2 separate regions of the Homo sapiens genome follow, and region 1 is linked to region 2. The links are chromatin contacts, found by Hi-C or POLR2A ChIA-PET in ENCODE. All regions are on one chromosome and are shown on one strand. Each heading gives the region's core, a stretch centred on a gene start or an enhancer-like site at or near the end of the contact. The rest is flanking DNA. Distances are from core to core; before and after follow the strand shown. Region 1 overlaps TARID (TCF21 antisense RNA inducing promoter demethylation). Region 2 overlaps TARID (TCF21 antisense RNA inducing promoter demethylation).

What was found. Hi-C counts contacts between places; a loop is a spot of excess contacts on that map. ChIA-PET counts read pairs that join two places held with the same protein, here RNA polymerase II (POLR2A). Pooled maps may share reads with other maps.
Region 1: a map of MCF 10A shows a loop between it and region 2 (5-fold over the local background). The contact joins two enhancer-like sites. A Hi-C loop is called at or near these places in 8 of 168 maps with a recorded cell type or tissue (K562, MCF 10A, ascending aorta and 5 more), 2 of 37 single-sample maps with no recorded cell type and 4 of 50 pooled maps. POLR2A ChIA-PET finds 5 or more read pairs at or near these places in 3 of 52 experiments (MCF 10A, PC-3 and PC-9).

Annotation. Positions count from the first base shown.
Region 1 is chr6:133,737,070-133,744,434 of GRCh38, forward strand. The region is part of intron 4 of TARID (TCF21 antisense RNA inducing promoter demethylation); the gene reads right to left. Among named protein-coding and RNA genes, the nearest start is that of LINC01312, 80 kb to the right of the region's middle. Within about 2 kb of position 4,607, at least 3 of the 41 ENCODE cell types and tissues checked have a DNase peak (open chromatin) inside an H3K27ac peak, as active enhancers do.
Region 2 is chr6:133,696,676-133,703,662 of GRCh38, forward strand. All of the region lies in intron 4 of TARID (TCF21 antisense RNA inducing promoter demethylation), which reads right to left. Among named protein-coding and RNA genes, the nearest start is that of LINC01312, 120 kb to the right of the region's middle. RefSeq lists an enhancer at 5,015-5,159 and a cis regulatory region at 5,079-5,096. Within about 2 kb of position 5,081, at least 2 of the 41 ENCODE cell types and tissues checked have a DNase peak (open chromatin) inside an H3K27ac peak, as active enhancers do.

The DNA.
Region 1 (7,365 bases), core at 3,357-5,856, 40 kb after region 2:
TTCTCTCTTGCTAATTATTAATTAAATTTTGTCAGTCCATATTAATTTTTGCTAGTCACATAGGCCTCAGAAGCTATGAAATAAAACTGAACATCTCTCCATATCTAGACAAATCTTTAATTCATAGAATCTTTGAATTATTTTGATTACACGGGGATTGTTTTCTTTATACAGTTAATTTAAACTATAATTTTTTTCTTTTACTTTTTTTGTTTGCTACTATTTTACTTCTGTCAAGTAATCAGAAAAATTAATCTTATCATGTTTACCTAACAGACTCTCTTAGGCATCCAGAGAATCTGGTAGATAACCATGCTAGGATGAACGGTACTTAATTAATAACTCCATGAATAATCTAAATGTATATTAATGTTTATTAGCCAAGATCTTTTTTACATTTTTTATTATTTTCTTAAATTCTAAGGATGTCAACAGTAATAAGAATAGAATTTCTTTTTGGTTAATAAATAGTACATATGTGATTTGCCATTTTTTATATTTCTGATTTTTCTAATTCTCATTTTCAAACAAGCCAGATAAAATGAACAAGTACATCAGTATTTTTTATTTTACATAATGTCTTCAGCTGTTTGTCAATTCCTGCTTTTCAGCTGCCTGAATTATTTTTCACCCACTTGAGAAGTGACTATAACTTTTTAAAATGTGTCACAAATATCACTAACTTGATTGAACTGAGATTTTTAGTGGATAGACTTCTCTGCAGCTACCTTTGTCCTCCTCATTTACCACCTCACTCTTCCCCTCTTCAAATCCTTTTTTATTGTCTTTCATGATCTTAGAATGAGAATGCATCTGCATCTGGCTGTCCTTATCTATCCTTGCACTATATCTCTACTCAGCCTCCTCCCCTTTTTCTCCTTTCCCAGGACACTTTCTTTTGATTCTGTTCTTTATAAAGACTTTAGATAATTATTAATGTTTGCATTCTTCCTTTCCAAGGGAATTGATATTCTTGTGCTTTACTGTAACTAAAATATTCTAGAATCTTTCTGATATTATAACCACATACTTCTGCCCAAATGTCCCTGAGAAGCTAAACTCTGCTTCATCCACATAAAACACTACTGCAAGTATTTCTACCTTGAATCGAAATGGCTTCACATGAAGATTTAGAATTATTCCATTTTTACTAAGTGAAATAAGCCAGACACAGAAAGACAAATATCGACTGCATAATCTCACTTATATATGGAATCTAAAAACTCATCATAGAAGCAGAGAGCAGAATGGTGACTACCAAGGGCTGTGGGAGAGATGGGAAATTGAGAGATGTTGGCCAAAGGGTACAAAGTTTCGGTAGGATGACTAAGTTCTAAATATTAATTTATTTATAATTAATAGATAATATTATAATAATTATTACTATTGTGACTACAGTTAGTAATAACAGATACTTGAAAATTGCTAACAGGGTAGATTTTACATGTTCTCACTACAAAAATAAAAAAGGCAAGCCCATGAGGTGATGGATATGTTAATTAGCTTGATTTAATCATTTAACAAGGTTACACACATCAAAACATCATGTGTACATATAAATACATATGATTTTTATTTGTAATTTTAAAAATTTGAATAATTATTCTATTTTAGTAATACTTTTCACCCACTTAAGAGTAAAAATAATTTATTTAGGTGACTATTTTTAAGGGAAAAATATTTTCTGCTTGTGAAAATATTATTCTGAAAATCCAGTTTTATCTTAAACATGTTTCACACCTAATCTGGCTTTGTCTCACGTTTTACCTGAGAATGCAGTTTCCATGAAAAAACTTCTATTCCCAGCACCTTTGGAAGACTCTTGGCTTATGATAACATCAGTAAATATTTGCCGAATGAATCAAAAGAACATGAAAACTAAAATGCAAGGCTACAAATTGATTTCTGAAATGAAGCGCAATTTGTATTTTGACTAACGCTCTGAATTTATTGTTATTTAGACCTGATTCAAAGCTCCTTCTACTTTTGAGGCAGGATAGAACAGCAGTTAAAAATGTATACCCTGGAACCAGAATGCCTGGGTTTAAAGTCTAGCTCCCCAATTTCTAGCTGTGTGATCTCAAAGCAATCATGCAACCTCTCTGTGCCTGAATTTCCCACTCTATAGAATAGACATAATAATTGTCACATCTACCTCATAGGTTAGTTGCAAGGATTAGATGGATTGATAGATGTGAAAATGCTTGGAACAGCTCCTGGCTCTAAATGAGAGGTACATAAGTTACTGATTGTAGCTACTATTATTATTGAAAATTGGTTGCTAAGTTTAACACCTCTAAACCTGCCCAACCTGAGAAATCGACCTTGGTAGTATACAGTGAATGAGGAACACATGACCAGCACTGCGTGTTGAGCACTTCCCTTGCTGTGGGAAACCAGCCGAGAAGAGGCCTCTCATTTCTATGCCTAATAAAGTGTTATCTTAATGTATACTTGAGCAAAAATCACTTTTATTAGACTATTTTGTTTAATTTGTCTGATTAAGAGTGTTAAGACTCAATCAGTAGGCATTAAAATGTTTAGATCTTAGGTGTTATATGTTATGAAATATCCAAATGATAAGTAAGAGAAGTAGGAAGAAGGGAAAGAAAGAAGTACAGTATCCCTGATGTTTTCCCATGAACATTTGCAGGAGTCTTTCATTCCACTTCATAAGTATGGTTAACTTATATGCTTGCTCTGTAAACAAAACAAAATATTGATTTTTGCCTTTTCTAAAGAACTTTTCTTCCCTGTGAAGACATCATTAGAAAAGCAGCTTAAGGGTATCTGTCAAGGTTTTAAGGATTTCAAAATCACCTTTTTAAAAGATATGATGTTTTGTGCTTTTAGGTTGGGGCTCTCCCAGCTCTCTCATGTGAAGGCCATTTTCCAGGTTCTTCCTGAAATCTTTCTGGATTGATGCTTTTGGAAGCAGGTGAGGATATGTGAGCATGAGCAGGTGAGAGGGTGGGGGTGTGCACTGACTCCACGTCTACTACATTAGTCTGTTCTCACACTGCTATAAAGATACTACCTGACACTGGGTAATTTATAAAGGAAAGAAATTTAATTGACTCACAGTTCCACATGACTAGGAAGGCCTCAGGAAACTTACGATCATGGCGGAAGGCAAAAGGGAAGAAAGGCACCTCTTACATTAGCGCAGGAGAGAGAGAGCGCACAGGGGAAACTGCCACTTTTAAACCATCAAATCTTGTGAAAACTCCCTTGATATCATGAGAGCAGCATGGGGGAAACCTCGCCCATGATCCAGTCATCTCCCACCAGGTCCCTTTCTCAACAAGTGGTGATTACAATTCGAGATAAGATTTGGGTGTGGACACAGAGCCAAGCCTATCATATACCAACAGCACACGGTGCTTTTCCTGTAAGATATGATCCCTGTGTCCAGCTCAGTCCAAAGTAGCAGAGCCTAATCAAGGATGCAATTACAATGAAAACAGCAATAATAACAAACTAACTGCTAGAGTACACCAAAAGTCAAAACTCAACATGAATTTTGTGCTATGATCATTAAGGAAAATGCCTTCCTTTCAGTTGCTTCTGCACACAAGGCAGGCTCCACGTATGGGCAGCAATCCACGCTGTCCAATTTAGTGGCCCAAGAAAGCCCCTGTCCCTAACATGCTTCTCCCTGAACTCTCCCTAATATCTGAAGCATAACATTTGCCAGTCACCCATTCCTCTGGATTAGCATCACCATCTTTGTCACTTTTTCCGTTACTTTCCTTTAGCATAAGAAGTTAAGGGTTTCTATAAAACTGAGGACCTAGAGGTGAGAAGAACACAGGTGAAGAAACATCTGTCTGAACTGGGTGTTGGAAGAACTAAACTCTATGTCATATGAATATTTGGACTGATTCTTGCCACCAAATTCTTGAGTAACTCCAAAAAAAATCTGTGACCAGTTCACAATGACACTGAGAGTCAGACGCAGCTGTTCACAATTTATACAAAATAAAACCACAGGAGAATTTTCTTGCATAATTTTCCAATCTATTTTTGAAAGTTTTTAAAATAAATTCTACCATTATTTCCCCAAACCAATGAATACAGGCAAAGCATGTAAGGGAATTTAATCACCTAGCGAAAGTCTTTTCTCATACACTTATTATTCAATAATTTGGACCAGAAAATGCAAAGAAATCACATCCTGCTCATTCCCAGGTCCTCTGAGGCTAAGAGGGGCTGAGGGTGACACTATAACCTGACAGGAGTCAATGACTTTGGGTGTAAAAAAAAAAAAGTGCTTCAGTGAAAAATTTCCATCCTTTTTATGAGAAAGGCCTAGGCTAGTGAGCTTTGGCTTTGGATATAGAGGTTGTCTGAGTGACAGTCATTTTTGGAGAACAGAATGAAAACCACACCCCAGCTGTGGTAGTGGCAGGAAAAAAGATATCTTCCCAAGAGAGTTCATTGCTTGTCCATTAGAAGGCTTCAGCCAGAAATCCCACAGTGGAGAAATCTAAACAAGTGTTATACAATAGCTAGGCTCCCCCTGCAGCAACTCCTAATGTGGGCAGAGACAGCCTAATTACCACCCAAGCTGTTCCTATGCTGACTACAAGGTGACACGGAGAGAGCAAAGGGAAGGGGAGGGAGAGACATGTAACACGATCTATTATTTTGCAATTAACAGGAGGCTCACTCCCGTCTGTCCACTGTCAACATCTACGCATGAGTGAACACACACACACACACACACACAGCCGAATCTCCAGAAACCCTAAGTCAGTTTCTCCCCTGCCTCTCACCCTCAGAGGGGCTAGGTCACCTTCTTCTCCTGCATCAAAACCTGGTTCCAAGACCCCAAGGACCAGGGCACCAGGCTCTTTTTTCACCCAAGAGAAATTCAGCTGAGATTTCATTTATGTCGATTTATTTTCCATCATTGCTTCATGATGCCTGTTACATGGTGTAGATTTCATTGTGCCTAATACAATGTAAACTCTATGTAAATAGTTGTTATGTTGTTAATTATCTAATTATATAATACTTTAATATTTTAATCATTTGCAAATGCTGACTTTTTCTCTCAGGTGAGAGAAGAACCTGGCCCGCTGGTCCTTGGGGTCTTGGAACCAGGTTTTGATGCAGAAGAAGAAGGTGACCTAGCTGTGCTGAGGGTGAGAGGCAGGGGAGAAACCTACTTAGGGTTTCTGGAGATTCAGCTGTGTGTGTGTGTGCGCACACACACACACATACACATGCGCACTTCTGTGCACATATTTTCAAATGCAAAGGATTAGAAAATTCAAGTATTATATAACTATATTCAGCTTTAATTACAACTACTAATTGGTCGAGCCTCCTAGAAAAACACTGCTTGGCACCAATTCTACTTCACCAGAAAGCAATGCTTATTATCTTATCCATACCAGCTAATTAAGTAAAAACACACTGCTAAAAATCTCAAACAGGCTGGGTGCGGTGGCTCACACCTGTAATGTCAGCACTTTGAGAGGCCAAGGCTGGCGGATCACGAGGTCAGGAGATTGAGACCATCCTGGCTAATACGGTGAAACCCCATCTCTACTGAAAATACAAAAAATTAGCCGGGCGTGGTGGCATGTTCCTGTAGTCCCAGCTACTCGGGAGGCTGAGGCAGGAGAATCGCTTGAACCCGGGAGGCGGAGCTTGCAGTGAGCCGACGTCGCGTCACTGCGCTCCAGCATGGGCACAGAGCGAGACTCTTGTCAAAAAAAAAAAAAAAAAAAAAAAAAAGACGTCAAACAGATTAGAATTGCTTAGATATTTGAAATTGTAACGAAAGTGTAAAAAATAAAGAGATTGACAAATATTGTAAAAGAAAATACAAAGTATCATTATTTGCACCTCTCTATCAAACCGCTCCCCCAAAAAAACTACTAGAACAAAGAAATTTCAGAAAGGTGGCTGATTGTGAGCTAAATATACCAAGAAAAAAACATTAGTGCTCTTGTATACCTATGGATGTAATTGAAATATATACACTTTCAGCCTTCTGCATCTGAGGGTTTAGCATCCATGGGTTCAACCAACTAGGGACACAAAATATTCCAAAAAAATCACATGCCCACACAAAAAATAATACAGCAATAAAAGATAATTACATAAATAAAAACATAACTATTTATATAGAGTTTATACTGTATTATGTATTATAAGTAATCTAGAGATGATTTAAAGTGTACAGGAGGATGTGCATTAAGTTATAAACAAATATAAAGAACTTCAGTATCCACAGATTTTGGTATCTGCAGGAGTTCTGGAACAAATCCCCCATGGATACTGACGGACAACTTTGTCCCTCAGTACGCACACACACACACATATATGTACATATATATGTTAGTAGAAGTATATACATGTATACACACACATACATACCCATATATGTACATATATGTTAGTAGAAGATTCCACTAGAAATAACAAAACATATATAAATTACTTGTATTAATTTTTTAATATGAAGGAACTATATTAAGAAAATGATATGTCAAAGAATTGAATAAATGAAACAATATCCTATGTTACTAATTATAAACATTATATTAAAGATATTTATTCTCCTGTAATTAATTTTTGAATTTAACTTAACCCCAGACCTCCAAATGCAGTGGTGCAGGGGTCCTTCAGGAGATGCCAGGTCTCATCTGATAGCTCTAAACACCCACCCGGCCCCAGAGTTGAAGAAGATGGAGGAGAACCTGGCAGGACCAACCAGGTGGAGTAGCAGGTGGTTGACAACATGCCTAAGCTGCAACAGCGCCTGCTGACCCTGAGCCAAACTTTTGAGCATACAGGCAAATATCCCTCCTTTACTTTCATCTTCCAAATCTCACACAAAATGTCTCTTCTGGCTCAGGCAAACTTGGAACTATGCAGGGGATGGAATTCTGTTAAATGTACTTGCAAGGAGCTAAGTTGACACAGTGAAAAATCACCACAATCATAAAGGTAAAAATTTTTCAAAAATATCAATGTATAGAGCTGGGAGTGTATAGAATAATTTTTCATATGTGGCACTAAAGGCAAAAGATAGAAAGGAAAGACTGACAGATTTGACTTCATAAAAGTTATTTTTTAAATCTGTTAACAAAAAAAGTAAGCAAACAAGAAAAACATTGAGGGTAATATTTTCAATACAGCGATAGGCAAGTAGTCTGTTTAATTTTTTTTTTTTTTTTTTTTTTTTTTTTTTTTGAGATGGAGTCTTGCTCTTTCCCCCAGGCTGGAGTGCAATGGCGTGATCTCAGCTCACTGCAAGCTCTGCCTCCTGGGTTCACGCCATTCTCCTGCTTCGGTCTCCAGAGTAGCTGGGACTACAGGCTCCTGCCACCATGCCCGGCTAATTTC
Region 2 (6,987 bases), core at 3,831-6,330:
AGGCTCAACATTTTTTATATGTTTGAGGGCCATTCTCATGCGTTTTTTATGGTGAATCATCTGTGGCACAGTATGTAACATTTGTACATTAGTCTTCCACCATCATTCCTGCCATTAAATCTTCAATGTACATCATTATGTTTTAAAATGCTCACCCTCAAACTTTTGCTGAAATTTTCCCAGTCATTAAAATGGTAGATTCCTCAAAAAGGGCTAATTAGTCCAGGATTTCCTAGATTCTTGTAAGTTAAAACTGTTTTTCGCCATTGCACTCCAGCCTGGTCAATAAGAGCAAAACTCCATCTCAAAAAAAAAAACCAAAAAACGAAAACAAAAAAACTGTTTTTCTACAGCCTTGATATTTGAAGTACAGCTTAAGAACCAGGATACTTGGTATGGAAGAAAGAAGATATGGTTATATTATTAATTGGCTAAATAAAATATTTATAATACTAAATTTAAATTGGAAATATTAGTACAAATGTATAAGGTATCATATTTATGTGTGTACATGTAAGTATATGTGTGTCTACATATATTTCTCTGTACATTGAGTCTTAGAATCATTGATTAATGCAGTTAGGAATGAGAATCTCTAGTGCCCATACAGATTATGTTCTTAAAATACTTAAATTAGTTCAGGAAATGTTCAAGATGAGACTGAACCATCTTGTCATATCTGATTGATAGCTAGATAGCTAGAAATCTGTCAAAGCACTAGTGTCATGTCCAAAAGACTGAGGAGCTAACTTGAAAGGATCTTACTGTTCAAAGATGGAATAGCTTGAGCTTAAATAAAGATAATAATTACAGTGGATTGAAACTTATTAAATGTATTTAAATTCATGAGTTGATAATAATATCCATGAACTAATTGGTCACTTTTAAGAGAAATAGGAAACCAATTCATTAGCCAGAATAAAGATAAAGACAGGGAAAGATTCAGGAATTTATATTTCCTTTTTAATAACTGTACCCCAGGGTAATTTAATAGGTGATTTTTTTAAAAAAAGTCTCTCCTTAAAAAGCAAAGCTAATAAGTAGGAATTGACTGCGACTTCTGATTTCAGCCTGGGCATGTAAGAAGCTTGGAAATCATCACTCATGTATTTACAAGAAGAAAAAAACTGAACAAACTGAAAATCATTGGCTCTCCATCAACACTCAGAGGACTGAAGCTGCATGGCAATTTGACACCCTGAAATCTGGAGAGACAGATGGATACAGAGAGTCACAGCCAAGATCTCACCAGGAGCAGATGCCTCTGGAGCCACAAACTGGTAAAAACACTTACATGGTAATTTTGACAGACTGCAGGAGACTGAATGAATATGGACTAGTATGAGAGTTAGAAAGTCCTAAGGGCCACAGTTTTTCATGGGTCTTATGTCCAGGAACCGCACCATGTTCTACCAGTGAAGATACGAGGATTCCCTCCAGATTCTGGCAGGGGGGAAGGGAAAAATGATCTCCTCCCCAAAACTCATAACCCCAGTCTAATCATGAGAAAAATATCAGACTAACCCCAATGCAGGAACATTCTACAATACTAAAAACTCTCAAGGTTATCAAAAACAAGGAGTCTCAGAAACTGTGACAGCCAAGAGAAGCCTAAAAGAAATGATGACTAAATGTATTATGGTTGTTATGGATGGAATATGTGTATTCTCCCTAAATTCATATATGTTGAATCCCTAACCCCCAATGTGATAGTATTTGGATATGCAGGCCTTTGAGTGATAATAATAGTTAGATGAGATCACGCAGGTGGGGCCCCCATGATGTGATTAATGCCCTTAAAAGAGGCACCAGAGAGCTTGCCCTCTCTCCTTGCCATGTGAGGATGTGGGAGAAAGGCAGCTGCATGCAATCCAGGAAGAGGGCCCTCACCAGGAATTGAATCAGCTAACACCTTGATCTTGAACTTCCCAGCTTCCAGAACTGGAAGAAACCAACCCACTGGTCCTATAGGCTGATCTTTTGATAAACATAGAAATTGACCCTTCTGGTCTTAAGGCTTGAAACTTATATTTGTTCTATCTGCGTTCCTTCCTTTGGACAGGACCTTCAGGCCTCTAAATAAAGTATTAAAGAACTGAAACTCACCAGATCACCGCATCAGATGTGGGACCCCTCATTCACCACGATTGCTTCCTTGCCCCTCCCTAGTTCTTGTTTTCTTACACATTGTTACAGTTCTCCCCTGCTATATAAACCCCTAGTTTAAGTCAGTCAGGGAAATGGATTTGAGACTGAACTCTCACCTCCTATCTCCTCAGCTGCAGCATCCAATTAAAGCCTTCTTCCTTGGCAATACTTGTCTCAGTGATTGGCTTTCTGTGCAGCAAGCAGCAGGACCTAGACCAAACCCCTAATGTTTCGGTAACAGTATTATGGTGGCCCAAGCAGGCTAAGATGGGATCCTGCCACATAAAAAGGGCATTAGGTATAGTTAATAATCTTATATCAATATTGGTTCATTAATTATAATAACCATACTGTACTATCGTAAGATAGTAACAGGGGAAACTGGTTATATGGAGAGAAGGGAATGTAGGCACACTGTACTATCGGCTCACTTTTTCTGTAAATCTAAAACTGTTCTAAAAAATAAAGTGCATTTAAAGTTGAAATATAATAAATTAAAAATAATATGTGGAATTTAAAAAACTATCCTTTTGTAACCCAGAACTAATTGATCCAGGCATATGGCATCAATAGTAGCTAAAAATACCTCCCAAAAAAAGATAACCAGACATTATTTGCTTCCTGATGAAATAACACTTCGTATATCTTGCAAAAAAAAAAGGTTTCATTTAAGTCAGATCAAAACTTTGAATTCAAGCCAGCCACAGTGGCTCACAGCTGTAATCCCAGCACTTTGGGAGGCTGAGGTGGAAGCATAACGCTTGAGTCCCAGAGTTCAGACCAGCATGGGCAACATGATGAGACCCTATCTCTACAAAAAAAAAAAAAATTAAAAATTAGCCAGGCATGTTAGTGTGTGCCTGTAGTCCCAGCTACTCAGGAAGCTAAGCTGGAAGGATCCCTTGAGGCCAGGAGTTTGAGAGTTTGAGGCCGCCATAAGCCCTGATCACACCACTGCACTCCAGCCTGGGCAACAGAGGAAGACTCTATCTCAAAAAAAAAAAAAAAAAAAAAAAAAAAGACTAAATTCATCTGCCAGTTTGCAGAAAATACAGAGAACAGAGAAACATGTTGAACAGCACCATGAATATGCACTCAGCAGGTCCAGATGGTAGAAACTACAGGGCACATGGCCCAGATTCCTCAACAAATAAACTGTAAAGAAAATGATAGAAGAGGATTTTGTATTATGAAGAACCCAAAATTCATTACATTTTAAAAAGGCTAGACTAAAAAATACATTAAATATCTTCCTTCTTTTTCAATGGTCCAGCATCCAAATCCCTGTGTAATGTTTGAGGACTTTGCATCATGAGTCAGATATTCTATTTACCAATCTCCTTTGGGAATAGGGATGGGAACATGACCTAGATGCAGCTGGTCAGATGACTCCACCAAAATCACCTAGACTTTCTACCCTGTCATCAAGTGTCAAGAGAGGTCTGCACACTGGGAATAACCACCAGCTTCTCCAAAAATCTTAACTCTATTAACATATTAAGACAGACCCTAAAAACCCAAAATAAGCAGACATCTCTTCCAATAAGTGCACTGAGTCTGAGGCCACTCTCTCCCTGGGCCTTTGCCACCATTTTCAGGGGCCAGAAAGGACCTGCAAATTAAGCCTAAGACAAAGCTACCCCAAATTTATTTTCCTCTAGTCCACACTCTCTGCCTTGAATCCATCCAGGAATACTCTCATTTAGCCCTTTTTCTCTGTTTATATCAATTAGCAAAAAAAGCCCCATGCTCCCAGTTAACCCCCTTATCTCTTTATTCCCCATAAGGCTTAGCACATCCCTCATTCTTACCTCCCTCCCACCCTCCCCAATCCCAGAAATCATTTCCTTGTGCCTTCTGAAATGGTCCACATGCCATATTGTATGTTTTGCAATGGGCACAACAAGTTCTCTCATTCCTATGCTTCTGCAAATCTTTGCTTGAATGTCAGCCTTTTCATGATACCTTCCTGACCACACCATTTAAAAACTGCACATGTAAGCCCCTCTACACCCACCCTTCTTATCTCCTGTAATGGTTAATTTTATGTGTCAACCTGACTGTTTTTCTGAAGAACCCTAACACATTCCACTTACTCTGCTCTCCTTTTTTCTAAAACATTTATCACTTACAATCATCTTACCTAACTTACTTCTTTATGGTATCCATTGGTATGGTCTGTCTCCCAATAACTCACTCTCCCCGACCCTAACCTAGAGTATAAGTTTCAAGAGGGTGGAGGCATTTGTTTATTTCCTTCAGAGATATTTCTCGAGTACCTAGAATGGGGTCAGGCACAGTCAGTTTCCTGGGACTGATTATGCAGCCACCTCAATGATCTTGTAAGTGAGACAAAATCCTTTTGAATAATTATATTTCTGTTTAAGTCAGCCAGTGAGGATTTCTGTTTCTTTGCTAACAACTAAGAACACCCAAGTATTGGTCTTTCGAAAATGGATGAGGAAATTTCTGAAATATTCATAGGTTCAGAAAAATATCACTAAAACTGAAAGAGAAAATAGTACAAGAGGAGGTGGTCCATCTAATTAACAATCAACATATGATGCTGATGAGACAACTGATCAAGAAAACTCAGAGTGGAGAAAGTTACAACATGTGGATTTAAATGTCCTTTACATTTGATCCAACATCACCTAGGCAGCCTATTACTTTACTTCCCTTTTTAGAACTGGCCAGGAAGACACAGCAGAGAAAAGACCTCTCATAAAAGGCCATGCCTGGGAAAGCCCCAGCATGGATCCATATGGTTTGTGAGTCTTTTTCCCTGTGACATTTTTATGAAGGTTATGTATATGTCCCGTTCATCTTCATTCTCCCGGTGCTAATTGCTGTCTATTGGACCCTGCTACTGTGTACAGAGACCACATGCTTCCCCTGACACTGCCCCGGCTGTGGTGTGCCACATGGCCCTGCTGTCCTCAGATAAGAACCTGCTGCTGTCTGACCACAACAGCTGGAAATGTTCTGCCTTGAAGAGCTTATCGTGTGGACACTCAAGTTGAGCTATGACAGTCGACAAGCACACAAAATGAGTGGATTCTCTGGGGGCAGCGTATGGCAACTGAAAGCTTCCCATGTCCTGTTGGACATGAGCTTCATGTTTGGAGTTGATAATGAGGTTTTGCCTGGACACTTCCTGTGAAGAAAGCATTGTGTTGAAGGCAGCAAAAAGTTCAAGAGAGACATGACCGCAATTTCTCTAACAATCGGACTTTCTCTGAGCCTCTCAGTTATTTATTTCTCCTTGTTGAGGACTAGAAAGAAATGAAAGAAGATAACCCTTAACATCTTCCTTTCTCCTCTATGTCCTTAATATGATATTTGATATATACAAAAGAATATGTGTGACCTCTTTATGAGTCATAAAGTGTCCACAATCCAAGAATTACTACATCGCCAAAAATTAGCCTCCACTGGGTATTCTTTCCTAGCCCTCCCTCTCTGCCTCCCCCAACCCAGGATGACCAGGATCCAAAGTCTTATGTTTTTAATTTCCTTGCTTTCAAAAATGATTCTATCACATATGCCTATATCTTAACAAGATAGTGTTTAGTTTCTGAGTGTTCTAAAAGTGGTATCATACTATCTATAGTATTCGGGACTTGCCTTTTCATCACTTAACATTTTGTTCTAAGTTTTATGCATGCTGCTCTGTGGTCATTCACTTTCACTGTTGTGTACTAGGACTTTGTATGACTAGACCAGGTTTATTTATTTGTATCCCTGTTGGCATTTGGGTACTTTCTCACTTTTTAGAAGTCTGAACAGAGTTGCCGTATTATTCTGTTTTCACAGTGCTATAAAGACATACCAGAGAGGGTAATTTATAAAGAAAAGAGGTTTAATTGACTCGCAGTTCTGCATGGCTGGGGAGGCCCCAGGAAACTTACAATCATGGCAGAAGGGGAAGAGGCACCTCTTACATGGCAACAGGTGAGAGAGAGAAGTGCATGAAGGAGGAAAAGCCCCACACTTATCAAACAAACAGATCTCATGAGAACTCACTCACTATCATGAGAACATCATGGGGGCAACTGCCCCCAGGATCCAATCACCTCCCACCAGGTTTCGCCCACAACTCATGGGGATTATGGGGATTACAATTCAAGATGAGATTTGGGTGGGGACACAGAGCCTAACCATATTAGTTGCTCTAAACATTCTTGTCTTTGGCTCCTGGTGCACTTGGGCTACTCTATGTCCACCTAAGAATGGATTTACTGGTTATTTGCATGTTTTGCTTTACAAGATAGCACCAAATTGCTTTTCCAAAGCAATTATTCTACTTTACCAGCCATGTATGAGGTCCCAATGATCCACGTTCTCTCAATATTTGGTATATGTGATTACTCAGAAGATTTGTTTAGTGAGAGGGAAGAAATTTTCTCTAATGTGAGCGAATGAACTAGCTAATGCCACTCAGGTTGAGAAAGCTGCTACCAGCTACCAGGCTTGCACTTTGAGATGCATGACTCCTTTTTGTTTTAATATGTATTTTTTAAAATTTATTTATTTTAGAGACAGGGTCTCACTCTGTTGCTCACACTGGAGTGGAGTGGGGCAATCACGACTCACTACAGCCTCGACCTCCTAGGCTCAAGTGATCCTCCTGCCTCAGTCTCCCAAGTAGCTGGGACTACAGGCGTGTGCCACCACACCCAGCTAATTTTTTTTGTTTGTTTGTTTTTGAGATGGAGTCTCGCTCTGTCGCCCAGGCTGGACTGCAGCGGCGCATCTCTGCTCACTGCAAGCTCCACCTCCCGGGTTCACGCCATTCTCCTGCCTCAGCCTCCCGAGTAGCTGGGACTACAGGCGCCC